Regions from separate parts of the Homo sapiens genome. Here region 1 is linked to region 2. Evidence: chromatin loops called from intact Hi-C (ENCODE). Cell type or tissue: left lung. All regions are shown on one strand. Each heading gives the region's core, and the rest is flanking DNA. Links, peaks and the distances in the headings are about the cores only. Region 1 holds the start of MCHR2 (melanin concentrating hormone receptor 2). Region 2 has its middle 120 kb from the start of MCHR2-AS1.

Evidence for each region. A loop is a pair of places that touch in the nucleus more often than their neighbours do. Peaks named below come from ENCODE experiments on the same cell type or tissue, not always from the same donor. Only the 100,000 strongest peaks of a DNase experiment are listed, where the experiment ranks them.
Region 1: a loop joins it to region 2, with 2.0 times the contacts of the local background. A loop is called at or near these places in 16 of 110 quality-filtered maps.

What each region holds. Positions count from the first base shown.
Region 1 is chr6:99,987,239-100,002,794 of GRCh38, reverse strand. MCHR2 (melanin concentrating hormone receptor 2) reads left to right here and starts at 8,572. Exons shown (of 6, transcript NM_001040179.2): 1 at 8,572-8,859. It overlaps MCHR2-AS1 (MCHR2 antisense RNA 1), which reads right to left and starts at 8,757. Exons shown (of 3, transcript NR_038384.1): 1 at 8,591-8,757; 2 at 1,799-2,001. In left lung, for the core only: no CTCF peak of the experiment used is centred there; a DNase peak (open chromatin) is centred at 8,874; H3K27me3 peaks cover 4,555 bases.
Region 2 is chr6:99,867,766-99,883,321 of GRCh38, reverse strand. No RefSeq gene overlaps it. Among named protein-coding and RNA genes, the nearest start is that of MCHR2-AS1, 120 kb to the left of the region's middle. In left lung, for the core only: no CTCF peak of the experiment used is centred there; no DNase peak of the experiment used is centred there; H3K27me3 peaks cover 292 bases.

The sequences.
Region 1 (15,556 bases), core at 4,384-12,383, 120 kb before region 2:
CAGTTCTCCTGGTTCCCAGCTTGCAGATGCCAGACCGTGGGGCTTTTCAGTCTCCACAATCATTATATGAGCCAATTTCTATGATAAGTCTTTATCTATCTCTATATCTATCTAGCTCTAATCTAATCTATGTATCTACCATCTACATTCTATTCATTCTGTTTCTCAGGAGAACCCTAACACAGAAGGGTTGCAGGATGGACTATGGAACATGGAAAACAGGAAAAAAGAGAAGGGCTCAAGAGACTGTGATCTCTGAGAAAGCACACCTTTGCTGTAACAGCAAAGAGGGAGAGATAGATGTTTGTGGTCAGAGAACAGAGTTTAAGATTTATGAGGTGGAGAAGTTCAGGGTAATAACCAGTTCTGGGATAGGACCTGGATTATGTTTGACCTATGTATAATGTCAAGATAGAGATTATTAAAAGACACTGAGGAAATTGCCATTATTCACCTTTTCAGGTGTATCCTAACTGGGGGCCTAACATAATGTCATAAATTAGGGTAAGAAATGTATTTTAAAATTGTCATGTAGTCTCTTTGTCAGTAAGCAAAGTTTGCCTTAGCCCATGTGATTGACCAAAAACCACTTGTAGGTCCTAAAATTTGAATGAATAAATAGAAGTTAGGAATCACATGCCTGTGTGCAATCTAATGGCTTGAGCTGGCACTTAGTTGGCACTGCCACCAAGTGGCCAGTCGGGAGAACTGCATTTGGTGTTAGAGCTAGTTCTCAATGAGGTATTTGCCGTTCTGAGATCCGACTCTCAAGCTCTGGAGCTACCAACTCTCCAGGGAAATATTTGTGTGACAGCTTTCCAGTGAAATGTGCAATCTGTCAATCCTTTAGATGAGAAAGTACTTAAAGGATGTAGCTTGATGGATGAACTACTCTAGCATAGTCACAGTTTTTTCTCTGACAATTTGGGAAAAGGTTGTTTTCAGAATAACTGTACACTTATAAAAACAGAGACTCCAAACATTGAAAAACAGAAAAAGTAAGCATATTTGATGATACCCTTTCTATATACAGACCTGAGTCTTCAGATCCTTGCAAATTTCTCAACGGGGAAGGACATTGCAGCATGGCAGACCACATGGATATACACGGGGAAGCATCATGAGCATGGTCTGTCCATTGCCTTTTGCCTGTGTCTTGTGTAATGGAGCCATTTTTACTAAATACACGAGGACACTATGTACCTTTGAAATACATACTTGAAAGACAAAAAGGTGAAATTGGTCAGGATTGAGAAGCAAAGAGTAAACCAGTGGACCTGGTCCAATATCTCCTTGACTCTACTGTGGATCTTCATTAAAATTAGGAAAAAAAATGGTGATTGGGAGATGAATAGCTACCTTCATTTACAAAACAAATTCCACAACTATTAATATTTATTGAGTACTTACCATGGGCCAGGTAAGTACTTCCTATATAAGGTAACATCCATAGTGCTTACCATGTTCTAAGTGATGGAGACACAGTAATAAACAAAAGAGGCCAAAGTCCCTGCCCTTGTAGAGCTGACATTCCAGTAGACTGAGGTAGATATGATTACCCCTGCACCACAGATGAAGAAGCTGAAGCTCAGAAATGTAGCAAGTAATTGACCGAATGAGGTATTAGGCACTGGTGTGTTCTACAACAAAATCTGTGGTTGTTATTTTTATGCTAGGAGCAAGGAGGTGTAATCTCTGACCCTTTGTTACACCTGAGAACTGTGCCATAATGATCATTACAGAAGGCTTTCAGACATACACAATATCGTTGGCACCTGAAATCTTTCTTTAAACTTACCTTATGAGAGTCCGTTTTGCTAAGTGTCTCCACATTCTTCTGTGACTTTTTTTAAAATTATACTCTTTAGCTGCTGATGAGGTGGGCACAGCGGCCGTTGGCAGCTGCTGCTTTGGGTTGCTTTGTCAATCTCTGCCCCGGTCTGATGTTTTCTACAGGGAGATGCCTTGGATCCAGGTTCAGGGATTAAATAAACTTGTCAGCTGAAGATGAAAAAAAAAATTATACTCTTTATTACATTATATTGAAATTAACTTGTGTATGTCTGTCTCCCTCATTGAATTGTGGGCTCCCTAGAGCAGAACCATGTCTTATTTATCTTTATAACCAAATCAAGTTCAGGCACTGGCAAGAGTAGGAACCAGTGGTACAGAATTTGCAAACACTAGCATCTTTGAAATGCCCCATTGACTAGCAGTTTCTGCCCACCTCAAACCCATTGCTGTATCCTGATCAGTTCCTGACAAATTCTTGTTGGCTTGAACTTGTTTGAGCTTTAGTCTGTATAGGGGGAATGGAACTGCCAATGGAAAGAGAGATAGACTACGAAATCTCACTTTTCAAGTGGATATCTTTTCTTCTGTGAGTATAATACCTCTAAATAGCCTGAAGGACAGAGCTCTCTGCTACCACTTATGATCACATAGTGCTTTGCATTGGATAAATTATTTTTACATTAATCACATTTGTTGCCTTATGAGGTGGGTAGGGCAAGTTTTACTTCCTCATTTTATCCATAATGAAGTTGAGGCTCAAAAACATTAAATGACTTCCCTCAAAGCACACAACTTACACAAGGGGCCTTTAGACTTGATTCCAATCCATACCTAGACCCATTACATAGATCTGTCTTCCCTACTGTACTGCTACTATGAATTTTATCAATTCCACTATAAACATGTTTTATAATCTGGAATTTGTCAAATACAGTATGCCTTTGTTATTAGATAGTGGAGCTATTTTTACTCAATACACAAGGACACAATGTATCTTTGAAATAAAGAGATGAAATTCACCAAGATTGAGAAACAGTAAACCAGTGAGTTCTCTTCAATTTCCCTTTGGATTTATGGTGGTGCTACACTAAAACTGAGTAAATTAAATCATTCTCTGAATATCTATTCCAGTAAAATGAAGGTCATTTATAAATTATTTATAAATCATTATAATTCAAAAATAATTCAAAAAACAAATGTAAATATTAAATGCAGGCATTTAAACATTTCACTCTCAAAGAATGAATGCATGGGAGGTAAAGGATATGAGGCTAATTTGATGGGGACATGAAATGGTAAAACCTTAGAATTCTGAGCTACTGCCCCCCAAGAAAGATATTAATGTGCACACAGGAAATTTCATGGCACCCACATTTCTGCTCTGTTTTCAGCTGTTATCTCAAAGACAAAGGGAGCAGACTATAACACTCCCATCCCTTTCCCACAGGGTGAGCAGGACTAATAGGTGGCTGCCCCGTTAATCCATTACACTGGCATAAGATATAACTAATAGTCCCACCAGAACAGTAGGCATTAATTGGGATTGTCCCAGATAAACTGAGATATATGGTAACCCTTGTAATAAGAGCATGCATTTCCCAGAGCATTTGGGGAGGTAATTATCCCTATAAACTCTGAAGCCAAAGCGAAACTTGTGCAAATTAATTGAGACTGAAAACCAGCCCTGGTATTTCTACCTTAGCCCAAGAAGCACTGGAGACATAGCAGAGGGTTACGGAACCTGATGCAGCAGGAGAAATACAGAGTGGATTAAGCCAAAGACAGTTCATTTAAATTTGTTTCCTCAAAGTTTCTCATAATTCCTAAGGATGGAGTTGGATATTAACATCCACTTTCTCTATTTATATTATACATAGTTTATTATCTATAACTAGGCTTAGGAAAACTGTTTAGTAGAGTATGTAGTTCTCATTCCAAATATTAAAGGCAGTAGTTCACAGTGAATCGTGGTGATTGTCTCTCTTAGAACCCAAGGTAAAGCACCCTTCATGTTTTTTCAAAGAATAAAAACTAGGCTGTATACCTCAACTCACTAACACATCACAATTCTGCTAGCCAACATGAGCAAACTCATAAAAATGACTTACTTTAAGAATACTCAATTAACATGTCTTACTTCTATCTTAAGAATGCATATCATACTTTCATTTCATTTGCACTGTAACTATTCATGTGTTTATTTTCACCACAAGATTTGAAGGTCCTCATTGGCAGGGATGATATCTTGTTCATCTTTGTACCCCTAGTATCTGGAATAATTCTCCAAGCATTTTATTATTGGAAATAAATGTCTTTTAAAAGTACCACTTATAAAATGAAAGATTTTTAAAATGAAAGAATTTTACTAACGCTTTAGTTAATAGATAGCACCTTACCATAGACCAGCCAGCTAGGGGCAAATATAGTGAGAAGAAAGAAGTCCACTTAGAAGAAGGAAGAAAAGTATAAAAGGTCAACTGATTTTTCACTTTGTTTTAAGACATTCCAGGTCATAATGTTTTATGCTTACTGAGACAGCTTATATGATAAGCTATGACCATTCTTCAAGAAGTTGGAAAGAAATAAATTCTTGTACAAACATCACTGCCAATGGTGTTGAACATGAGCACCTGTGTTTGAAATGAAAGCACAGGCCAAGGCCCCTTAGGGAATATAAACAGATATCAACAATGCATCATAGTTACCAAATTAAATGAAAAAGGAGGTGTTTTCTATATGTTTCCTGAAACCCATGTGTTTTCTTTTGTGCTTGAAAGCAGTCCCAAGCCTTGGCATTGTGACTAAGCTTGAAAAAGAATTCTCCTGAAAGTGCTCCCCATTTCTCAAAAATTAAGAGAAAAAGAGATCAGCCAGTATTTTAGGTTATTCATTCTCATTTTTAACACCAACATAGCTGCTAAGTAATTTTAATAGCAAATATTAGTCATGTTATTTGAAAAAAAGAATTTAATTAAAATTGATCAATATAATTCATTGGTCATTTACTTAAAAAATGAATGTTCTTTATACTGATTATAAAATCATTCTGAAATTTGGCTAGCACCAGAAGTGGAAAATAATTCTTACTCATTTAGAAATTTAGAGCCATACCAGACAAGTCACTGATGTGAAATTCAGCAGCCATGAGAAGGTAAATGGGGATTTACTAGTAAGTAAACTTTATGAATCTGATTGATTGGTAAGGCTTGAAAATCATTGTCAGTTGTTCTAAGAGTTCATCCACGTTTCTTAATAGCAAGTTTAGGACTTAGGCAAACTGCTCTTCTTTGTTTTTTTTTTTTTAATCTAAAGTGTATATTTTATATAATATTATTATAATATAAAGGTAAAAAATGAAATGAGTTTGGGAAGTAATGAAATAATGCAGTCCTTCTCAGAGCCTTTAATATATTAATGTGGGTTATGACTCTGAGAAGAGGGAGTTATATGTGTCCCAAACTCTTTTGACTATTATATTAGTTATCTACAGCCACAATAATTCCAGATGGCAAACCACACCAAAATTCAGTGTCTCAGAACAATCTTCATGTATTCTCACAGAGCTGAAGTTTGACTGGAACACTTCTGCTTCAAGCAGCAGGCCTGGGAATTTGTGTTTTCTATGCTTCTCTCATCCTCCTTGGCCTAGCAGGCTAGCCAGGACATGTTCTTCTTGGACAATGCCAGAGGTACAAAAGAGGCAGTGAAAATGCACTAAGTTTCTTAAGTCCTACTCCTAAAATTGTCATACTGTGTCTGTAATCCATATTCAACTGGACAAAGCAAGTCACATAGCCAAGCCCAAAGTCAGGGAGTGATGAAATATGCTCCATCCATGGTGAGGCCATTGCAAGGAGTGGATCCAAGGAGGGGTTAAAGAGCTAGGACCAACAATTGTCTCACAACAAAACTCTTTGTTTATGGATCATCTCATGGAACTAGTGCTCCACAGAACACACTTTTGGAAACACTGCAATATCTCACTGCTTTTTATGCAATGCTTATGTTAGTGGGCACAAAATGACATCTGACTAACTTTCTGAGAATTTCCTAATTCAGGCTAATTTCCTGAGATGCTGCAGCCTGAGAGACAATTTAAAATATTATAATCTAAATGGAACCCACTACTAGATTCCTAGCAGAAATTCTTCTTGTTAATAGGTCTTTAAAATCCCTTCTGTTGTGAAAACTCAATGAAAATTCAGCTTATAGAGTCAATATGGACACAGCGGGTTCAGTTTAGAGAGAGATCATTTTCCTAGAGAGCCTCAGTCAGGATTCTGCAAAGGATTTTGGAGGGAATCAGATGCTTTGATAGGAGTGGATGATTAAGACTAAGTTCTCAGAGACTGTGCTTCGAGGAAGTGCAGAGCCAAAGACCAAGCTGGGTAGCAGATGATTGCAGAGACAAGTAATATCCCAGCCCAGGCCAGTGAGGAGCTCAAGAACAGCCTGGGTCCTCAGAAGAAAGCCATGCCAAGTCAGCAGAGAGATGTTCCTGAACAATCCCTTAATGAGAAGGAATAGAGATCAGGACCTGCTGCGGACACTCTGCAGTCCATGGTATATACACGTTTGGAACACAATAAGCCTCATTCTCATCAGCATGAGGGGTCAGTCATTGCACCAATCTCTTTTATTTTTATAAAACCAGAATTAATGAGACTCACCAAAAATCCTTGAACCAAATGAAAGTTTTTCTGATAAGCATAGTCAGAAGTCTGTAGCCATAGCAGGACAACACCAGGTCAGCCGGAGCTCTGCCCACAAATCCACCTCCCAGCACATAAATTGCCAGTAACCTGAAGAGCTTTGTCTGACAAACTTCCCAGTTTCCAGCTGAGAAAAAAAAGGCAGGGACTTTACAGGGGTGGGGTTTTAACTGGGCATTCTGGCTCTCCTACTGCTATCTAAAGAATGTTACCTCATCAGAAAGCTCAAGGTCCAGGGTGAGAATTAGGTGGGATTCTATTTCTGGTTCAGCCTCTGTTTCACTGTCTATGGTTTACTTTAACTTTTAACCTCAGTTTCTTTATTAGTAAAATGGGATAACACCCATCTTGTGTACCTTCCAATTATTATAAAAATAATGTAATGATACCTTTTAAAGTATGCATAAAAAGTGGCACCAAAATGTAAGGTAAGGCCACATATCCTCCATTGACACCAATAGAAATTGTCAAACTTAAGCAAGGATGCAATTAAGCCTCATATGCTAATATTTCCCTAAATAGTGACGTCTAGCACAGGCTTTTTAGCCACCAATGCTCCATAAAACACAATACAATATATTGGGCTAGAAAAAAAAAGTATTCTTCACTTTTCAATTTAGCAACAACAACAAAATGAGATTTATTCATCCTTCATTTAGAGTACACAACTAGATAGAATTCGTCAACATCATCATCCTCATCATTATCAATCACTGGAACAAAGAATTGAAGTAGCAAAAATTGGCATTGCCAATATTCCTGTCTTTTTTAAAATGGATTGCCTACAAATGAGAAATTCAAGACAAGCCACTCTGAGTTTTCTTTGAAACGACTTAACATTTGGTCAGGGATAGGAAAGTTGAACAGGAAAATGTACATCAAAATTTTAACTTGGAAAAAAACATAAGGTGTATAAACTTATAGTGGACTGAATTTTTATATTATTAGAGAACTAGAAAAGGCTTTTCCACAAGGGTATTGTAGAGGGCGTTTAGATAATCAGCCTAATAAATGGGTCAAGTGTTTCTTCTTGTTTTTCTTTCCTAAGAGATGCTTTGAAATCTCCCACTTTGAAATCCAAATTCTCTTTAAATTTAATCTCCCATCCTCATATCTCCTTGATTTTTCTGAGAGATTTTAGAGATGATGTCTTTTTGCACAAACACTAACTCTAAGGCGACTTCCAGTTCTGAAATGTATAATCATTGACTCTACACTTGCTTTTAAAAATTCTGATCTGTTGAATTTTGAAATTTTAACCAATTTCACTAACCTTTCAAGTTTTTCTCATTTTCCTAACTTAATGTGAAATACAGGACATTTTGCCATGCCACTCTGACTACTCATCTTATAGATGAAGGAAGGATTCTGAAAGGTGCTCTAATGACTATAATTATCATAGGGACCACATATTGAGCACTAACTACATGGCAGGCCTGATTTGAGGGCTTTTGCATATGTCAAGCCAGTGAAGCCTCTTAGCATCCCTGGGAGGGCAGTTTTACAATTCTGGTAGTACCAAATGAGCAACTGAGGATGAGAAACATTAAAGAACCTGCCCGAGGTCATATGCCTAACAGTAAATGATAAAGCTGAGGTGGAATGCGGGGCGGGCTGCCTGTCTCCAAAATCGTATGAGGCTCCCTTGGGTGGAAAGTGATCCAACTCCAGCTTCGTCCTTGTCACCTTATTTGCTAAGTAGCTACTAAGGCCAGCAGATTTGATCAGGGTGCAAGCATGAAGCTAAAGATCATTATAAAGCAGTTGTACTGGGTGGATTAAAAGTTCGTGAAAACAAAACAAGTTCCTTGGTGGTATTATGGGTTTCTTCTTTCCTCTCTCCTTTCCCCTTTCCCTTCCTTTAAACCTTTGGTACATCAATAAACACTTGTTCATATAAAATGGAGGTCGAGTTTCTATTACTGCTTAGCTGAAAACACCTACAAATGTTCACAGGAACTTTAGTGACTACCAGTCTAGATAAGCACTTGAAAATAAGAAAGAACAAGCTCCGCGAGAGCAGAGATGCCTTCAGATTTTATTCGCGAAGGCACCCCACGCTCCTAGAAAAGAGCACGACGCACCCGATGCTCGGATTGGATGAAGTGGCAAAGGTAACCCCGCTGGTTCGGGCGTTTGGCTGTTCCTGTGCCTGGACCCCCGCTTTGGAAATGGAGGTGGGGCTGGCTCCCAACCTGTCTCAGAGACCCTCGCACTCCTCCCCCACCTTCCGTCAGCTGGGACCCGCTGAGAGCCGTTTTTGGTCACGCGCGCTTAGCGGATAGACCTGCAGTCCCGCAGAGAGGAAGGGCGCCCGGGCTGTCCGCCGCGCGGGGAGGACGCGAGCACCCAGGTGACGTCCCGCGGGCTGCCGCGCGAGGGCCGGGCTCTGGCGTGGGCGCGCCCCAGGGCCCGTGGGCTGCGCGCCCGGGAAGGTCTGGCGCCTGGTCCACCAGTCGCCCCTCCCCGGGGCTGGCTCGCCGGTAGTGTCTGATTGCTGGGGGATCCCCCTCCATCCCCAGAAGGTACAAAGTTTGGCTCTGTGGAGGCACCTACGAGACGGAGCGGGGCGGGTGGGTGGCCGGCTGGTTTCACACTCGGCAAAGAAAATGGAAACACAGGTGGGAAAAGAAAAAGGGAGTGGCTTTCCGGGAAGCAGCGGCCCCGACCGAGACCGCTGGAGCGCGCCGGGCTAGTTCATCCCGGCTCTCCATGGGGACTAAAGAGGCTGAACTGAAGTGGCGAAGGCGAGGAGGCGATCACTGGCTTGTTTGCTAAGAGTTCGGGAAGGCTTTTTTGAACTAGAAAAGACAAATTCAGTTCTTCCTCCAGGTAGATCCCCGTGTCCCCTGTACGCGCCTCCGGACGGCCTTCTGTGAAGCCCCCATTCCCACTTAGTTAACTTAGTTAATATTATTCCTCTGTCACAGGACTCCTGCACGGTCAGGTCATCTGAACTCCTCAGTGGCCCTAGGGAAGTTAGTTAGCGGCTGTCAGAGAACTGGGGAAAGTAGGCAGGTGGTAGCCTAGGCCCTTTGCAACTCAGCTGGGGCTTCTGACAGCCTTTGAAAAATTCTTTCTAAAAATGTGCTTCTTGTATTTTTTAATGAGGCTTTGCCCCAAAGCCTAATATCTTTGTTTGAGGTGGAATCTTCTTATTAAAATGGCCCTGAAGCTACCACTAAAGAATCAGGCATGAACACAAAATCTTCTGGATTTGAGGAATGCGCAGTTCTAATTTCATAGAACTTAGCTCAGCGCAAATGGGGAGGCAATCTGTTTTCAATGAATGTTTTCTGACTTCTTAATAATGCATTTTTCTACTTAAATAATAACCTGTTTGTTAGTATAACTTAGTGGGTAGAGATGGGGGGGTGGGGATGCTGACTGGCTGGAAATGACTGGATTGGGTTGGTAACCCATTATTTGTGTTTCATTTGGATCAGGCATATGTTTAATGTCACAATTGAATTGGCCTTTTGCAGAGCAGACATGCCCTCACTTACTGTCTTATGGCTATGACAAGATAATTACAAGGGCAATGTTATTCGACTCTTAGCCTAACACAGACTATTAGACTGCACAAAGCATTCCAATTACAAGAAAAAAGTTTTTCAAGCCTGGGGAATAAAGTACCACCAATGTACAGGCCACAGAATGTTTCTGAAATATTAATGTAGTTAGTTAAACGGAGATTGAATAGGGAAGGAAAAGCCACCAGGCACTGTAAAGAGGAGCCAGGAACAATCCTACGGGTCCAAGATGCTGTGAGAGAACCAATTTCATTTTTAGTGTCAGCCTGGCTCTCCTCAAAAACTAGAAATAGATTTTGAGGGGAGGTCTGTTGTGTATACTGCTAAGTCCAGTGTCTATTTTGAGAGGCAAGCCTGTAGATTTAACCCAAGTTGTGGGCTAAATGCATAAGAGGCAGCAATTATCCTACCAGACCCCAAATTCCCCAGCCTAGCACTTTAGTCCTAGAGTCAGGTGTGCGGGAGGGAGCCTCCCCCTTCACAGGACCTTTGGATGCCCATTAGAACTATGGCTCAGGACACTGTCTAGTCAGAGGTCCTAAATCCCTGCAAGGGACAGTCACAGCTCCCACTCCACAAGGGATGGAAAATGTCCCTGTGCCCTGAAGATGCCGGGATGCCTCTGCCTTCCGCAGTGACACCCCCTCACCCAACATGACTCCTCTTCCTTCAACCCAGCTGGAAGAAACCCAAGCTATCACTTATTCAGCCTCCAATTTACTCATCTCCAATCCCTTATGCATTTATTTTTAACATTCTGATTCTCAGAAATGAAATGAAATATATACAGGTGGGGAAATTAGAGCAAAGCTGGAAATGAGAAGAAGAACCTTCTTCATGCCTCAGGGCTGAAGAAAAGAAAAACACTTTTGTCAAGAGCCTGCTCTGTTTTAGGCAATGTTCGCATGCCTCATTTCTTTTTTCTTTTCTTTTTTTTTTTTTTTTTTGAGACGGAGTCTCACTCTGTCACCCAGGTTGGAGTGCAGTGTCGCGCGGTCTCTGCTCACTGCAAGCTCCGCCTCCCGGGTTCTCGCCATTCTCCTGCCTCAGCCTGCAGAGTAGCTGGGACTACAGGCGCCCACCACCATGCCCAGCTAATTTTTTGTATTTTTAGTAGAGACTGGGTTTCACCATGTTGCTCAGGATGGTCTCGATCTCCTGACCTCCTGATCCACCTGCCTCGGCCTCCCAAAGTGCTGGGATTAACAGGCGTGAGCCACCGCGCCCCGGCCTCAGATGCTTCATTTCATTAAATCCTCACGATAACTATGTAGAGAGTATTATTCTCACCTCACCTATGGGGAAACTGAGGCTCAGACAGGTTGGTGACTACCTAAAGTCACACTGCTAAAAATGACAGAGCCAAGATTAGGTCCAAATTTATCAAAGTCTTCTAGGAAGGCCTGTATGCTTTGCTGGTGAGGGCTGTCAGGAAAAGCCCAAGCAGCTCTGTCCTCCAGCCCCATCTGTCTCCCAGCTTCCCTGAGGAGGATGCACTGAGGCTAAATCTTCCAGAAGCTGTGCCTGGAGAGCATGTATTCACCGCTAGGGTCTCCTGTGGAGGTCCTGGGCCCCATAGGCGGCTCTGCTCCCCTCTTTTCCCCACTCTTTATCTCCATGCCCGCACCTTCTCACTCCTCTGACCCCAAACTGTTCGATGCTACAATTTCAGAACCATTGGCATATGCCCTTTCTCTCCCTGGGGTTACCACCCTTTCACCACATGCTTGGGTTTCTTCTTTCTGTCCCATCCCAACATTATTGGGAATCTCATAAAGACCCCTCCAAATAAAGCAGGAGATGCATATCTAAGGACATACTAGATGTGGCTCCAAGGTCTGAAGAACCGAGGGCCTGGAGCTTCCAAGCAGCTGATACCCTGATCATCAGGGTGGGAAGGAGGAGAGGTGGATACTGAGGCCTTGGGCAGGGTCCAGGATTGGGTCTCCTCTGTCTTGGTGAAGGGCAGGAAGATAAGAAAAAAAATGTAGAGAGAGACAGAGAGGAGACAGAATTATGTAAATGGCTTTTATCCAGGGAAAAGTTTATGATTATAGAAAAGTTTTTAAAAGTTAGATTGATTGTGTAAAATTAATGCTGATGAAATGACAGTCTTTTGTAAATTTCTTATGACTTACAGCTAATTGCCATGCAGCTCAGTAACAATTGTGTATTTCATTAAATACAGTTCCAAATAACTTTACCGTACATTTTACTTAATTAACATACATTTTTAAATCTTTCTATACTCTCAGGACTAATAAAGTTTCTCTTGAATACTAGCTTCTGGCATGATTATCTGATCATCATTGAAGTAAATGAATACACACACACACATACAGGGTAAATGAATACACACACACACATACAGGGTAAATAGTGTGTTTATCCTATGACTCTAACATTAAGAGAGACAGATAGAAACCACTTGTTTTATGAGAACAAGTTTTATCTTTGGGATTTGTATTAAGCATGTAAAATATTGGCAAAGCTTTTGCTATGCTGAACTCAAGTCTGACACATTTAGTAGCTCATTACTCCAATTTTAATGTAAGGTTGCAAAACACTGAAATCTCATCACCTGGGTCCCACCTTGTTCTAAATATACCTGACATCCCAAACCTTCTAAATAATTGAGCTAATTCATTTACAATGCTCTGCTCACTTTCATTAAGATGGAATTTAGTTTTTTTTTTGTTTTTTAAAGCCAATGAACTTGCAAGTTTACTTGGTTGAAAATGCCTTTTAATCTTAGAAATGTAAAAAGATTATATATTGCTACTTAAAAAAATCTAGGTGAATTTTTTCTCCAACTAAAATTCTTCGGAAATTTAAAAGAAGCTGCTCTCTTTGAGGGAGATTATTTCACGGAGCACATATAAAAACATTTTTTCAAATAAAAATGTTATAAAATTGTGTACTATTAAGGCATTTCATTGCATAAATTCTGCCTAAAATATTTTATATTTTCAAAAAGTGGAAGGTGAGTACAGTTTGTTGTTTACAGAGAGCCTCTGTATCAGAGACTTATGTAATGTTCTTGAAATATGTCTTGATTCTTTCAAGCAGCAGTGATGGCTTATTAAGCAAAGTCTATGTAGCTCTTCAGGAGCAGTTTTGGACCCTAAAGAGAGAGGAAACATTTCAGGGGGACCATTGTTCCCATCGTCTTCTCAGGGTAGAGGTCAAAGGTCAGCACATAGTTTTAGAGCCTGACAAAACTGGGTTCAATTTTTGGCCCTACCACTCACTTACAGAGGAACCTGAGCAATATCCTCACCCTCTTAGCCTCAGTATTCTCTTTGGCAAAATGAAGATAATAGTAATTTTACCTTTGATCTGACTGTGAACTTTAAATGAGGTAATGTACATAAGGTACTTAACACAGTATCTGGCACATTACAAACATTCTATAAATCTTGCTTAAAATTGGTACTTTACCTCTTTATCTTGTTTTTTATGTCTTCCTTCATGAAAATCTAGGCAATAATTTTTTTTGAATTTGATACAGGGTCATGCTCTGTCGCCCAGGCTAGAGTGCACTTACACAGTCTTAGCACATTGTAACCTCAAACTCCTGGGCTCAAATGATCCTTCTGGTAGGTAGTAATTTTAAACCTGTGGTGTATTTCATATGATCTTAGACCCTCTTTCAGCCATTGGAAGTGCTTGTTCTTAACCTGTGTTTAATATTTATTTTTCTCATAGGAGTCATAAGTGTTTTCATAAGTATGACTATGTACATGCATGTGGGTAAATATCGATTTAGCTCATGGAGACATTCAGGCTGGTCTCTTAATTGACTCATAACGGCCTTGAGAAGCTAACATTAGTCATAAATAAATACTACCTGATGGCCATTCTGGAAGAGAAACCCAGTATGCCATTCATTATATGGAAAAAGTTATATGCCTGCTGGTAGCAACTTGTGCCCAATAACAATCAACTATTAGAAGATGCACGTAAAAAAGATGGAGTGATGTGTCTTCTAATCCTCTATAGTATTTAAGAATGTTCAAAAGTGAGAGGCAGAGGGTAAAAGGAAGGTCTTTCTGTTCTATTTCTACCTATGAGAAATGTTGTTGATTGATTATCTCGTTTTTCCTTGCCTTGAGTTTGGGTGGCTCTGAGTTTCAGGCAAGTGTGTGTCCATTTCTAGCCCTGTGGGTGGGGGGATGAATTGAGATTATTTTAGACCAATTACTGTAATTTCACTCCTCCTACCAATGCAATGATTGGTTTGGCAAAGAGCATGTGACACAATTCCAGCCATTGATACTTGTGGGCCAGTGTGCAAAAGAGGCTGCTGGGAAAGGACTGCACTTTCTTTAAAATGTCCACAAAGAAGGGATGGTCCTTTCTGGCTTTTATTGTGCTTACATGAGGATGAGGACTAGCTGCTGTAATCATCTGGTATCCCTGTGGGGACCATCCTTGGAAAAGATTTGTATACTGAGGATAGCTGCAGTGGAAAAGAAGGAAAAGACCTGGACTCTGATGTCACCATTAGGCCACTGAAATAAGCAATCTTGAAAGTACCACCCTGTCTTCCCCTGTGAAAGTCTACCCTATGGACTTCACTGTTATGTTTAAGCTATTTAGGGCTGGGTCTTCTGAAACTGACAGTAGGAGACAGCCCAAATGATTTACACACCAGCCATAGAGAACCAAATCAGAAAACTCTTGCAATGAATCCATCCCTTGGGACATCAAATGAGTTAAATATTCTGCTGAAGTCTATGGCTGCCTTAGTTCCAGAGATGCAAATAATCCCTAATGATTTTTAACTTAGCCTCCTGTTTTAAAGCCTTTTTGAAAAAATGATTAACCCTCTATAGACTTGTTAGTCTCTTGTTTCCTTTTCTTTTCTTTCAATATTGGCCTGCCAATCTTATCAATAAAAAATAACCTTTTGTGCCCCCATGAAAAATTTTAAAACAGTGTTTATTTTGGGGTGCTAATGAAGTGACTTCAGTCACTTTTATATGTTTATCCATTTATTTCAATTTTTATTGTTTTTTAACTCTTAATTTCTTATATTTTGCTTACTTTTTCTGTGTGCTGTTTTGATCTCTTTTGCTTTCAGTGTAGTTAAAGCATATGTCTGTATGTGTGTGTATGCAGACTTTCAGAAGAAGCATAATGTAGTGGAAAAAGCATGGAATGTTGTGTCAAACTTTGGTTTAAATCCTGACTCTGTTATCTAATTTTTGTATAGTTTTTGACAAATTCCTTAACCCAAAGCAAAAAGAATGGCAGCGAGCATGGAATGTATTTAATTGTAGAACTAATCCTAAAGCAAGGGTGGGGATTTGGATGGCATACTATATGCTGTGAAAAAATTTAATTACATACCTATCCAAAACTGGAAGAGGAAGAGGGAAAGAAGGTGGAAGGTAGAGTAAATTCACTTATGGCCTCGTGTAATATATCTGAGTCAAAGGATATATTATTCAACCTGACAAAACAAGTATTTAAAGTATAAGGATTAGCCGGGTGCAGTGGCATGTGCCTGTA
Region 2 (15,556 bases), core at 3,774-11,773:
AATACAAAAATTAGCTGGGCGTGGCAGCACACGTCTGTACCCCCAGCTCCTCGGGAGGTTGAGGGAAGAGAATCACTTGAACCCGGGAGGTGGAGGTTGCAGTGAGCCAAGATCGTGCCACTGCACTCCAGCCTGGGTGACAGAGTAGGACCCTGTCTCAATAAATAAATAAATAAATAAATAGAAAAATATATATTTTATGTACATTATATATATATTATATATATATATATATATATATATAATATATATATATAATGGAATTCTATTTAGCCTTAAAAAAGAAAGAACTCCTGTCATTTGTAACAACATGTATGAACCTGAAGGATATTATGTTCAGTGAAATATGCCAGGCACAGAAAGACAAATACTACATAATCTCACTTATATGTGGAATCTTATAAAACCAAACTCATAGAAACAGAAAGTAAAATAGTGGTTGCCAGAGGCTGAACAGGAGTGTGGGGGATTAGGGAGCTGTTAGTCCAAGACACAAAATTCTAGTTAGAAAAGAGAAGTAAGTTCAAGAGATCTATTATACACCATTGTGACTACAGTTAATAACAATATATTGTGTACTTGAAAATTGCTAAGAGTATTTTAAGTGTCCATAACCACAAAAAAATGTTAATAAGTACGTGAGCGTCTTAATCCATTTTTGTTACTACAAATGAATAACTGAGGCTGGGTAATTTATAAAGAAAAGGTTTTTGATTTACAATTCTGCAGACTGAACATGAAAGCATGGTGTCAGCCTCTGCTTCTGGTGAGGGCTTCAGGTTGCCACTCACAGCAAAAGATGAAAAGGAGCCAGTGTTTGCAGAGATCACATGGTGAGACAAGAAACAGGAAGGGTGGGGAGATGCCAGACCCCTTTTAACAACCAGCTCTCACAGGAACTAACAGAGCGAGAACTCACTCATTATTGCAAGGATGGCACCAAGATATTCACAAGGGATCTGCCCCCATGACCCAAACACCTCCCATTAGGCCCCACCTCCAATGCTGGGGATCACATTTCAACATGCAGTTTGCAGGGGTCAAACATCTAAACTATAGCAGTGAGGTAATGCATATGTTAATTAGCTTGGTTTAGCTATCCCGCAATGTATACATGTATCAAAACATCAAGTTGTACAGCATAAATATATATATAATTTTTGTCAATTTAAAAAATGCTTTTTAACTGCCCTAGGGCAACCAGTGTGAGATATCTCTGGTGTTAAAGATACTTAAAATAATTAATAAAAGCTAAAGCAAATACATAAGCAATCATTTTAAAAGAACAAATAGTCTCCCTCTTGCATAACTGGCCGAAGGAAACCTTCACTCAACAGCCACTTAGTGAATACATCAGGCAAGCTCCCTCTGTCTTCTCCCCTGTCCATCATGACTGAGCAGGCACTGTCTGTGCTATCCTCTGGTGTGTTTTCAGGGCTGTTACCTTTGGCTGCAGCTGCCCAGTTTTGCAACCTTACAACAATCAAGTGAAAAATAAACATCTCCAAGGTTAAAGTTATTCTAATTAGCAATAAGCTCTGAACAAGTTAAGTCAAGAAAATTCCATAAATATATCTTAGATGCTCACTATCTGCAAACATTACTTGCTGCTGTGGAAGATTTAAAAGCAGGTAAAGTAGTACAGCTTGTTCCCTCAACTTCACTGTTGGTGGAAGTGACGAGTTGACCTCAAAGAAGACTTTGGTGTTATGAACCTCAGGAACTGTGGAAATTAAGACTCCATCAACAGAAACAAAATGATGGTAAACAGGGTTAGTTTCCATGGAAGATATTTTGGATGCCTTAGATTTCCAGCCCAGGAAATAAGTTAGGGATAGAACTATAGATATGGGAGTTTTGCCAGATACCTTGTTTGCCTCTTCAGATCTACTCTCCACCCTTTTCCGCTCTGCTATCCACTCCAGAAGTCTGATTTGAACAAACATGGATCATGGCACCCTTGGACTTCCCTTTGGGTTCTACCAGCAGGTGACTGGAGGCAGGGAGGTACAGTGAGATCACTGTTTATTCCCCAGGTTCCCTTCCTGTGAGATTGTCTCACACTGGCCACATCCCTTATAGAAGGCCATTTTTCCTCCATATACACCGCTCTCTCCTTCTGGGTTCCAGTCACCCCTCCCAGCCCTGATCCTTCAGGCTAAATCATACTTTCCCCCAAAAAAGGGGGGAATGCAGAAAAGGAAGAATCACCAGAGAAAAGACCACTTGGGAATCCTTCGTAGTAAAGAGGAAAAAGAAGCCACAACAAAGGAGCCAGCTGAAAGAGAGAACTAGAAAGTAAATGAAAGGTCAAATGGTGTAGATATAAGTCAGTCCCCATCCTGGCCCAGCCATTGAAATATATGTGATAATAGCAGTCATGAGGTGAGTGAAGATGAAGGTGGCTATTTTGAGGTTGTATGCTTGGATCTACATCCTTCCAAACCATACCTACTCTTCTTCCCCTTAAGTTAGCATTGAGAAGACTCAGTGGCTGAAGGCACCCCTCCATCATCAGCCACCACCACCACCCACCCCCAAGCACACTGGCCAACCACTCTCCGTCTTGCCGTCCACCATGCTATAGTGGCCCCGACTCTGCTTTTGGATTGAAGGGCTTTTTCCCCAGCTGCTGAGTCCTGACAGATGAATGTTCTCAGTTGACAGTAATCTACAGAATTTTCCAGGCAATCATCATTACTGAACTATTGCTAGGTCAGTTAGAGAATGCTTCAATTTTCTTTCTATGTGATGATTCTGTCTACAAATAGATTTCTTAGTCGAAGTGCATGAGATTTAGTAAATAGAGATTGATGCTCCAAAGTTACGTTAAAGCATGTATTTTCTAGTTTTGTACAACAGGAATGTGAGCTTTCATTGCTGTAAATTTTTAACTAGAAATGTAAAGTGATTCATTTGTGGAATATTTGATGTCAATCTATATCTTCATAAAAGAAGCATTTCTATTTTTAATCCAGATAACTTCTGCACCTGTCAAAGAACCAATATCCCTAACAAGTCTCCCTATTTGCTTTTAAGATACACCCTGCTCTAATAGTAACATATGGTAAAACTCTGGCTTCTATGACATTGACATGCCACCGATGACATTAGACAAAAAGTAATCAGAAGTTTTAAAAGCATTAATTTATATATTTTTTCTTAAATAATTCATGCACAATTTAACCTGAAACTCATAACCACATATTTATTAAGTGCCTCCTCTGAGCCAGGAAGCACCCCAGGCATTTTATATTCACATATGCATTTATCCAAAAATATTTATTCTTAATTCTCATGAAAACACTTTGAGGTTAGTAATTTTCCATTGTTCACATATTCGTACTCTCAGCGAATATTTACTGACCCCCTACTCCATGTAAGACTCTGTGCTAGGAGCTAGATAAACAAGGCAAATAATAGCATATGCAATCACACAATTTAGTGTACAGCTGTGATAATTGATAGAAAAACTGTATCTTGCTGAGAGATGAAGAAAATAAGGGTCTGAGAGATTAAGGAATGTTCCGGCTTTCTGCCTCCTTTGGTGCTTGATAAGGAGTTCATAACATCATAGCTGCGCTGGGAATCCCCAGCTGCCTGGCCCTCACCAGCAGCAGCCTGTTGGCCCCTCTGTGAGAGGACACCACCACCCCACAAATTGCTCTGCACCCACCACAACCCAAGCAGCTGTTTATCAGCCTTACTTCTGAAGCATGATGAAGTTGGAGGGAGTGTCACCTAACTCTCAGGGCAAGAAATCTGGCACCAGGACAATAATCTAAATCCTGGTGGCTTGGAGTTCATTTTAGAACAATCCTTGCATACTGAGAATACTAGAAGCACATTATATTAATCTTCTCAAAGCAGTCATTACTTCACGGTTCACATTATAGTAGTATGTGCCCGTGTCAATGTATTCATCTTTCTAGCCTCACCTAGAAGCACTTATCTAAAGAAATTTTTGTTGGTAGAAACAAAGAAGAAAGAGAGACAGAAGGAGAGAGAGGGAGAAGAAAAAGGGAATACCAAACATGCCACTGTTTTGATGATTGCCTTTTTAGTGTGATGGGGGAGTGAGGCAGGCAGTCTGCCCATCCCCTGGGGTCTTTGGAAGGGGCAGTCCACAGATATGGGCAGTAGGGACCAGGGAAGGCACAGCACCCCCATGGCCACCAGACTGTGACCATAGTACAAGACTTGGGAGGGGCAGCGGAGCTGGGCAGATGGTGTCCGAGGCCCCCATTCACCAGGCCCCCCGACATTCAAGTATTCTTCAAGAACAATTATAGGCAAACAAGGGGAAAAATGTAGCATAAAAATAAAGAAGGTAATTTTTCAGAAAATATCAACTAAAAATTTTAAAAATTAGTATTTCTATTCTTAAACAAATTGAGATATAAGTAATGTGCAATAGGCAGTGCTACAACTACCGATTATATCTACACAGATATATTCCTCCGTTATACATCAACATCTTTCTAACTAGCATGTGAGAAAAATGTAACAATCCGGTTGATTTTGTAAATGTTCCACCAGTTCCCAAAAATAAAATTTACTCTTCCCATTTTTAGCTTTGCTGGGTAAGTTACAAATCTCATTTAATAGTTTAATATGAATTTTTGTTTGAAATGGCTATGCAGCAACTTGCCTAATCTGGCCACAGCACTGAACAGACAGGTGGCCAGGGCTGAATTATGAATTGTGCAAAACGTGTGCTTCACTGGGCACCTGTTATAAAGCTCTCTGTCACATCCCAGACCTGGCAAATGGGATGAACCAAATGATGGCTTCTGCGAGCATGGTAATATATAGTGCATCTCATTAGAGTATTATGATATATGGAGCACTGAACTTGTTCCCAATATATAAAACATTAAATTACAATGAATTCCACTAAAAAATAGAAAAAAAAATCAGCACTTCCCCTGAGTGGCTCAAGTTCCTGATTGTTTAATGTGAACGTTTCCTATGTATAAGCTGCAAAACAATAACTACAAGTCCTCTTACAGATGAAGACAGGAAACAATCAGCAAGAGATTCTATCACTTTCTGGTTTTATAGAATTTCTTGGTTACTGTCCTGGTGAGGAATAACAGAGTAATGATCATTGAATTACTTTGACCCACATCCATTTGAAACTACAGGCTATAAAACTGTGTCAGGCTGTGACGACTTTGCCATCTGTTCTAATCACTCGTGACAGAATTTTTTTAATGTAATTATAAAATTGTTACCCTAATGAATATTTCAATATTTTGTTATAAAATTTTTTCCAACAAAATATGATTTAAAATATAGCAACTCTGTAACATTCATAATTTCCTTACATTTGTTTGAGCCTTCATTTCTGAATCAGGTTTTGGTTTAGTAGACAGCAGAAAAATTAGGTTTCAGAATTTAAAAAAAAAAAAAAAACAAGAACAAACAATAGCCACAACAAAAATTTCCCATTACATCCTATAGGCTCTTCTTAGACTACTCCAATTATTGATCCCATCAAGCTTGGAACACAGCAACTCAACCCAGAAGGCCCCTCGCTGGTGCTCTGTGGAGGCTGACCTCAGCTCTGTGAGGGGAAAAGGGATCTCTGAAAAGGACACCTCTGGGTAGAAAAGGAAATGTCTGTCTCCCTCCAACGAAGTCTTTTCTTCTTTAGTTTCTTCCTAGAGAACCCTTGTAGGAGTGCTAATCTACTGGGAGTGGCTGCCAGGAACACAGTGTTGAGGATTCTGAAGATCTATCTTAGTTTGGAGGGAAAGAGGGCTGTAATTAATTACTCCTTTCCTCCTTTGTCATGAAATGCCAAGAATTTTCCAAATATAAGTTCTCTCCATCCTGTAATTTCTGATCTTTTTCCAGAATAGCTTTTCTGTCCTTTGATGACTTAACCATCTGAGGTGACACATTTTCATCTTAGCTGCTAAAATCACTTGTGAAAGAAGTTTATCCATTCCCTTAATCCTCACTCTTGAAGTTTTCTTTGGGGTTCATCACCGCCATAAAAAAGCTTCCCATTAATTGCTATGACCTTAAAAAGTGGGGTAAAATCTAGTAGTATCTCTTAATTAGGACAAATTTCATTAAAGCTGAGGGAATCCATCAACTGTTTAAAGAATGTAAGAAAGGGAAATATACATTATATTCACGTACTTATTTCAATCCTCATAATGATTCTTCAAAGAAGTTATTATCGTCATTTTACAGTTGAAGAAACAGAGGCTCAGAGATGTTGAGTAAATTCTTTAAGATGTCAAAGCTAAAATATGAGCATAAGTCTGTCAGTCCCCAAAATTGCACATGGTTGAGTGAGTTATATGCAAGATTTGGGGAATATTCTTGGCAGTCCTATAGCACATGGAAGCCAATTTATACTAGTACTAATTGTGGTAGTACACGTTTAATAGGACTCCTTTTACTTCTCCAGATGAACTAAATGCTTTCTCCTTAGGTCTTTTCACATTTCTCTTTTCACTCTTCACTGGCTAATCCCTACTGGCCCTTTACAACTCAGTTTAAGTCACCCTTCCTCTAGAAAGTTTTTCCCAAGTTTCCAAGAACGTGCCCCTCTAGAATCCAGTAGTTCTCTCCATCACTGTTTTGATAATTGCCTTTGTATTCTTCACCATACTATAAACTCCTTGAGGGCAAGTCTGTGTCTTCTTTGCCCTCGTATCTTCATCTAGAATGATGCTTAGCCCACAGTAGGCATTCAGTATTTGTTGGAGGTACTATAATTTAAAAAGCAGGTAAGACAGTGCGTTAATCTCAGTATCCCACTGTGCAAAATTAGTTCCATTTTTGCCATCGTTAATAATAAAGTGGTTAATGATTCCTGAAGATGAAAATGAAGGCGGCTGCATAGTTAATAATTTAATGAATGACCCAAACCTCTTTTCAGTATTTAGGGCTTTTGGGGGTTCTTACAGTTATCTAAAAGAAAGTAAGTATGGGTCAAGCTCATAAAGCCTTAGGAGAATTAATTGGTATCATGAGTCCCATAATATTATGGGAGCTAAGTATGATTATTGTCTGCCTAGCTCTAAAAGGACCCTTTAAATAAGAAAAGAGAAAGGCCTCTTTTCCTAGTCTCGTATTTCCATTTCCTCTAGTTCCAACTCTCTTCCAACACAATATCCAAGCCAGCTTCCTATTATGAGGAGTTGGGAGAAAGAGATGTAATCAATGTAATCATCTTGCAAATTCACTCACAATAAGCTCCACTATTCAGCAAAAATATAGTGCATGTTGTTTCTAACTGATATGATCTCTTTCATAATCTCCCATGTGCTAGGGAATGGTCTAATCCAGGAGTTCCCAACCCAGTACCAGTCCATGACCTGTTAGGAACTAGGTGGCCTAGCAGGAGGTGAGTGGTAGGCAAGCGAGCATTACCACCTGAGCTCCACCTCCTGTCAGATCAGCAGCGGAATTAGATTCTCATAGAAGCACGAACCCTATTGTGAACTGCACATGTGAGGGACCTAGGTTGCATGTTCCTTTTAAGAATCTAACTAATGCCTGATGATCTGAGGTGCAACAGTTTCATCTGGAAACCATCCCTTCCACTGCTGCAACTCACCGCCCCCCAGCTCTCTGACCTTGGAAAACTTGTCTTCCACAAAACTGGTCCCTGTTGCCAAAAAGTTTGGGGACCACTAGATTACACTGTAATCCCATTTGACATATCATCTAATCTAATAAATAAAACAATCCCTTATTAGGTACCATTTGTCTTTAGGGTAAAAGCACCATTTGGTGCTTGGTCTATTTTCATTCTTCCCTTCCCCTTGTTTACACATGCCAAGTTGGTATCTGGGTTCACTGTAGCTGTTAGGTGAATGAGTAAATGAATGACCTCACCCTCTTGTTGACCCCCAGGCCCTTGCAGGTTCCAGGCTGGCCTGGCATACATATTGGATGTGTTGACTGGTCCATCCATGAGCATTCTACTGGTATCCACTGCTGGTATTTGCAGCCGTAAATTTGCGGACTGTTCTTCCTTGACTTGGCCAGGACCTGGTGGAATATTACTGCTGACTCAGTGTATTAAGCACCTCTCTAGCTTCTGTAAACTTGATGTATTGACATCTGTCCTGTATGCATATTGCAGACACACCTTGTTCTGGACACCCTGATAATATGACTGAATCTCCCCGCCTTGGCCTCCCACTTCCCTCATTGCAGCCTCCCCACCTAGGGAGAAGGAATCTTCCTCCCACGGTGGGCAGAGTGGGAGGGAGGTGAGAATTCAAATAAAAAATGATCAAGCCAGAGTCCACACCAGCAACCACCTCCTTTATCAGGTTCTTGTACTCTGAGACACCACAAAACTTACCTAATCATCCCAGGGCCAGATACCAGACAACTAGGGACAGCTTCTATGCTCCAGAGCCTGACTAAATTATTCAAACCAGCCAGTCCTAAGCCTGCTTACCCTGCCTTGCTTGTTCCTTCCCAGAAACCACAATTCCCCCAGTTCCTCTCTCCCTTCCCTCCTGACCAAGCCCGTTGCTCACCAATGTGCCCCTACTAGAAGTACAGCATGCACACTTCTCTTGGGAACTTCATAAACTGTCTTTTCAATGACAACTGTCTCCTGATCTGTTGGCCTTACTATACCTTAAATGTTCTATTAGCACACTGCATTTTAAAACACTCAGCTTCCTTCCTCTCAGCTTTCAGTGGCTACAACCCCATTCTAAATCTCTCATGCATCCTTCATGTTGTCCCCTAGGTTTGGGTGCTCTACCCTCAGCTTCTGTCATGGGATCACCTTGACCCTACAAGTCTGTGGAGTTGCCCAAGGCAGGCTTTCTGACTCTCAATCAATCTCTATGCCATACCAGAATCTAGAGAGGCTCAGGAGCCAGACTCAGATACTCTGACCCCACCACTCTGTGAAGCTGCCAGTAGTTCTTGCCAGGCACCCTTCATGAGATCCAAACAAGGTGAGTATATCCCCTCTAACTTCAGTACTCCTCAGTTTTTTAAAAACATCATTTGTGCTTTGGGTCAAAGCCTGGAGCAAGGAGCTGTCTTCATTGTTTTATCTTCTTTCTATGTCTCCTTCTCACCATCCCTGAGGGCCAGGAGGGGAAGCCCTTCTCTTCCTACTTTCTCTTCCACTACTGTCCTAAATAACTCTATGTTCAAGTTCACCAAGCCTGGCTCTGGATATCTTAAAGAGGGAGATAGAAACTTAAATATATTTTATTTTTCCTCTCTCTCTTTCTTTCTCTCTCTCTCTCTCTCTGCCCCTCTCTCTACATCTAGCTTTCTCATGTATTGTACTATTCTCTCTTGCCAAGGCAGCATTAGCTTAGTGGCTTAGCCTAAAAATGGAAAGGAGTAAGAAAAAGATACTTTATGTAGGAGATTTATATTAATGATTTTAATATTTGCAAAATTATCCCTTTTATATCAGCTTGTGATTACAACTTTCTATCTTAACTCAAACATATATGTCCTGAAATCATTAACCCCTTTTATTTTTTCCTCAAGAGCTCAAAGCAGCAAATATTACTCTTCAGAAATGAAATTCCAGTCCCCTGTTAAGTATAAAAAGCTAACAAATAAATGCCCCAAGTTATGAAGAACTTATATCAGCTAAATGAAGAGTGGAAAATATTCTGTAAAAAGGGAGCATAGGTCATTAGTGGGTGGTTCTGTTGATTATAAAGAAAAGCCAGACACATTACTAGCATTACATGATCCTAGAGCAACTCCAATTTAGTTCCCAAGTTACAGGAGGAGCCCAGGAAAACTCCACTAATTCTAACTTATGCAATCCTCAAAAATAACATTAGTATTTTCTCCCACTTTATGGTTGAGCCACTGTAACAGTCAGGGAAGATAGTCTCAAAGGCCAGTATGGGAAAGTTATTATTTAAATGGCATCTTTAATTTTCTGAAAATCTAGGATATTCTTATTCCTCCCAAATATATTCAGATCTGTACTGAGAGCTTTTTCACACATTACAATCTAGTTATCACTTTCACATTTTTTTCTGCTAAGAATTGCCTAGAAAATAGATTAGCCAGACTGTAGGTGTGAAAACATAGAAAATGTGAGAAAAGTGAGATTTAATATTAAAGTCAGGCAGTGAAGTTTTTCCTCCGTTCTGTGAGACAGGGGGAGAGAGAGAGAGAGAGAGAGAGAGAGTGTGTGTGTGTGTGTGTGTGTGTATACGTGTGCAAGTGTGCCCCCTGCATACATGGGAGGCTACATATAGGCTAGAACCCTATATGTAGGTTCTCAGTCTTCCTTGACATGTGAGGAAAAACAATAGGGGTTTTCAATTTTAAAAAAAAGAAGAAGAAGAGGGTTTGCAATAAGAAGTTAGTCTGGATGCATAGCAAATATGCTGCAGTGAAATATCATGATATGTTAACAGGGTACATGATGGGAGTTAGCTGCAGATTGTGTTTCTATTGACTCTACTTTCCAAATTTTCTGCCATATTCTACTAAAGTGTGCATTTTTTGGCCAGGCGTGGTGGTTCATGGCTGTAATCCCAGCACTTTGGGAGGCCCAGGCAGGTGGATAACTTGAGGTCAGGAGTTCAAGACCAGCCTGGCCAAAATGATGAAATCCCATCTCTACTAAAAATACAAAAAAATTAGCCTGGGGTGGTGGCACAGAGCTGTAATCCCAGTGACTCGGGAGGCTGAGGCAGGAGAATAGCTTGAACCCAGGAGACAGAGGTTGCAGTGAGCCGAGATCATGCTGCTGCACTCCAGCCTGGGCAATAGAGCAAGACTCTATCCAAAAAAAAACAAAAACAAAAACAAAACCAAAATGATGTTTTTAAAAACCTCTTGGAGAAGTTTCAGAATGAAAGTTCCCACTGAAGTTTTCAAATACTGATTTAGTTTTTTTATCAAGCCAGTATGGGTAGAGCCAGTAAGGTTAAGGCTGTATTAGCTTTTTAGGATTAGTTTCTAAAAGCAAGATATGGAATTTTACTCACATCAAATAATAAACTTCAGGTTTGAAGCTCATGAGGAGTCATGAAATCAAGTTAAAGTGTCAGGACTAGTATTTTTTAAATAAATGAAATAGAATATCAAACATAGTCCTTTTAATAAAGGTATCATTTTGTATAAAATATGTGTGTATGCATATATGTGAATGTAAATGTACATGAATATTCATTTATATATTTCACGGGTTGAGAAGTCAAATATATTTCTTACTCTGGTTTTCATATGTCTTTCAAAAAAATTTGGAAAATGTTATCCTAAAATATCTGTCATAAGACTTTATCTATAGCAAATACAGCAGACACATACATGCACATGCCTGCAACTAAGTAAAACTGTCTACCTCCTTAGATTTTTCTCTGGAGAAGATGGCATTTTAGTTAACAAAGCACTTCATCACACCATTTGCTTAGAGAAATATGAGCTTCTGAAAAGTTGGAAACAAGAATGAAATTCCTCTGCATAATGAAGAAGACGTTTGGAATTCCCAGGTCCCAACACTAAACTGGAAGGAGGGATTTCAAAGAAAGGGGGAGGGAGATGGGGGAAGAGTAACGTGGTAGCAAGGAGGAATCTACAGAGAAAGGCTACTAATAACAGAAAATGAGTAAGCAAAGGACGGTGTATTTCATGCTCACATTCAAAATTAACTTCTCTATGGTCATATGCTCTGACATGTTTTTCATTGGTGTAACTGCCTCTGTGACTCCAAAACCATCAGTAAAGTCAGCTCCGGACACGGCCTTGAGTAGACAGTATTTTCAAGTTTAAAGAACTAACTTAGGAATAGGCATGAGGCATCCTTTTCCCAATATCTAGAGGGCCTGATTCTTGGGTTTCATAGTCATGCAAATTATTTGTTGAGTGGAAAAGAAAATAAGAAAGAAAGTAATTGTTCCAGCATTCTGTGATCTGGCACCCCAGCTGGAGTGGCCAGTGTCTATGACTCCACCAGTAGTGAAATCCAGAGGTATCTTTCCTGGCCTCTGACTGCTACTTGGGGGAAACCTTTTCAAGATAACTTGCAGCACAGATTCAAAACACAAAAGCCATAATCTAATAACACACGAATTACTTCTAGCCAACTGCCTCCTTTTCCATCCAGCCTCCTGACCCATTCTGAAGAGTGCAGAGCCCTCTGTACACCCCATGAGATGCTAGGTGCTCCATAAGGCTAATTCTCATTCTGAGATATGGCTCGGGTTGGCCCCTTCTTTCAGTGAAGAACGGCAGTGAAAGCACAACACCTTTTGCATTTACACACAGATACAACCTGATGTATAATGAGAAATAATAGAATCATAAATGCCAACTCTATTTTTAAAATCCTAACTTATTCAACCAGCACATAAAAGAACATGAATAGCAAACTTTCCATTATTTGGAAACTTCATTTTCAGCAGCTGCCACTCTTTCTCCAACCTTCCCCTCGACTTCAACCCTACAAACTCTACCAGTTACAAGTAGCAACATAAAAATAAATTGGTTTCATCTCCTTTTACTTCCAGTTCCATCATGTGAAGAAAATGAGGGAAAGATGCAAAATAGTCGGAAGGCAAAAGAATAAAAATTAGAGAGAAAAGTGCCGAGGACTTAAATATTCAAACTGCAAGATCAATCCTAGAGTAATCAGGAATTTAATGTGACTTTCACAGTCTGGAAAGCAAGCTAAAATAAATGTAGGGGCAAGTAAATCCAAGTTAAGTTGGTTTTTATGCTTGAAAGTGAAGTGCACTATTGTGTTCAAAGACTGCTAAATGATGCAGTAGATATAAACAAGGCAGTTCCCATCCCCAAGGAGTACTAGAGCACATGATGGCATGAGACATGAACATGAAAATATAATAAACAATGCTAAAAAAAACAGTTATCAAGGATATTTTTCAGATAAGCATTTTTAAACTTCAGAGGGAGTAGGAGGCTTTACAGAGAAAATAGAATCTGATCTGGTAAGTGAAACATGAATAGACAAGTTTTCAAATCTTTTGAGATGCCACCTAAATTTCTGCTGGATGCCTGATACATATATGGTCACGCGGCTCTCATGACACTGTACTGACATCCCACATGATCCTTTCACTTTGCTCTAAACCTCCCATCCCATCCCTTAACTGGTGAATATCAGTTTGATCTGTTACGGTATTCCTTTCCAACCATTGTACAAATGAGAGAAGATGAAAGACAGGAGCAAAATTCAACAGTAGTGGAGAGTTAAACATGAGCTAGTCTGTAAACGAGAGGTAAATGAGAGGGACATAGATGTTGGATGAGGGTCTGATAGAAGACAGAACCAGAGGAGAAAGTGACTCTCGGCTGCTGGGGCTGCTGATGAACACAGAGCTGTTGGCAGCTAGAAGCAAGAGCAGTGTCACACTGCTGCCTGCACTGCATTAGGTTACTTTACAATCCACCTTCCATGGAGGTGAAGGACTTTGTGCCTGAAGCTAAGGTCAGGGGTCCTAGAGACAAAAGTGGTCCTGAATCCCTCCTCTGCCATTTGCTAAATGAAGCTGTATTAGGCCATTCTTGTGTTGCTACAAAGAAACACCTAAAACTGGGTAATTTATAAAGAAACAAGGTTTAATTGGCTCATGGTTCTGTGGGCTGTACAGGAAGCATGGTGCCAGCATCTGCTTCTAGTGAGGGCCTAAGGGAACTTACAATCGTGGTGGAAGGCAAAGGGAGCCAGTGCATCACGTGGCAAGAGCAGGAGCATGAGAGCAAGGGGGCAGGTGCCACACACTTTTAAACAACCAGATCCTGCGTGAACTCAGAGCAAGAGCTCACTTATCACCAAGGGGATGGTGCTAAACCATTCCTGAGGGATCCACCACATGATCCAATCACCTCCCACCAGGCCCTGCCTCCAACAGTGGTAATCACATTTCATCATGAGATTTGGAAGAAATGAATTCAAAACCATGTCAAAAGCCATAGCTAGCTCTGCATTTGCTTCAGATTCAGAGTCTAATCTCCAAGGCTTGCTGACCTTCTCCTTCTCATTGTTGCTTCCCCTTCCTGTCTCTTAATTGTTCCCTTCCTCTGTTATCCAGTCATTTGGTCCAATAGTGCAACAGCTGGAATATCCCCTCCAAAACGCATGTTGAAACTTAAGCCCCAATGTGGCAGTACTGAGAGGTAGGGACCTTTAAGTGGTGATTGGATCATGACTCTTCTACCCTTATTAACGGGTTGGTGGATTAATGGGTTATCATGGGAGTGGAACTGGTGGTTTTATAAGATGAAGAAGACAGATGTGAGCTAGCATGTTAGCATGCTCAGCCCTCTCACCATGTGATACCCTGTGCCACCTCAGGACACCGCAACTTCCCACCAGCTGGAAGGTTCTCACCAGATGTGCCTCCTCAACCTTGGACTTCCCAGCCTCTTTATCTGCAAGAAATAAATTCCTTTTCTTTATAAATTACACAGTTTCAGGTATTCTGTCATAAGCAACAGAAAACAGACTGAGACAACTATCCTCTCTCCAACTTGACTTTATTGAAGACACTACTGTGGTGCCTTTATGTCCCCTCCCCAGAGAACTGTAGGCTGAAAACTGGAAGCAGAATCACAGAATTTGATTGAAGAAATGGACCTTAGTGATCATCTGGTACACAACCTTAGTCTACAAACAAGGAATTCAAGGCTGTAAGAGGTCAAACATCTGCCCAAAGTCACCCAAGTACAGAACTACCAGCTCCCAGCCCAGTGTTCTCTCACGGTATCACTCATCCCCCACGTCATGTGAAGCACATTGCAGAATTCAAGCTCAAACTGAGCCAGGAAGGAAGACAAAATCCAAATCCAAGAGGAGAGTAGGGGCTGATCTCATCTCCCAGAGAGGTCTGTCTGCTCTCCCCATCCAAGAGTGTAATACTGTGCTTAATAAACTTTCGCAGCTTTGCTTTGTTAAGAAAAAACAAAGGACGGTAGGGTCATTTCTAAAAGCAGAATGCTAATTATGAGAACATGAAGTGTTGATTTTAACACAGTAGAATGCTCAGGATTTGCATCAACACGGGAAGCGGAATGACGGGCGCGAGTCTCTCCGCCACATAAAACGGGCACAGAGCGCCATCTGCTGGATGTCTGGACTTCAGGCCACCTGCCACAATTGAGAATGACGGATATGTTTAAGCTTATTTCTTGTTGGGCATATCCCAAACACACACACAAATTTACTACATTGTTTATCTTGCTTTTTTCCTTTTTAATATAGCATAATGATATTTCTTTATTAATAATATATATTTCATCATTCCTTTTTAAATCTAAGCTTCTAAAATAATTGTATTATGAAAATGTCCCAGTATACACAAAAGCAGCGAGAATGGTACAATAAAACCCTCACTTAGCCTTCTGTCATATTTTTAAATTGTCAGAATTTTGTCACATTTGCTTCTCTATCTCCTCTTTTTTCTTCCTTGAATAATTAAGACAAATCCCAAGTATCATATATGCCTTCAATCTTTAGTATGAATCTCTCTTAAAAATAGACACTTCTTTTATAAACACAATATCATTATTACAGCTAACAATTCAATAACAATTATGTGTTATTATCTAA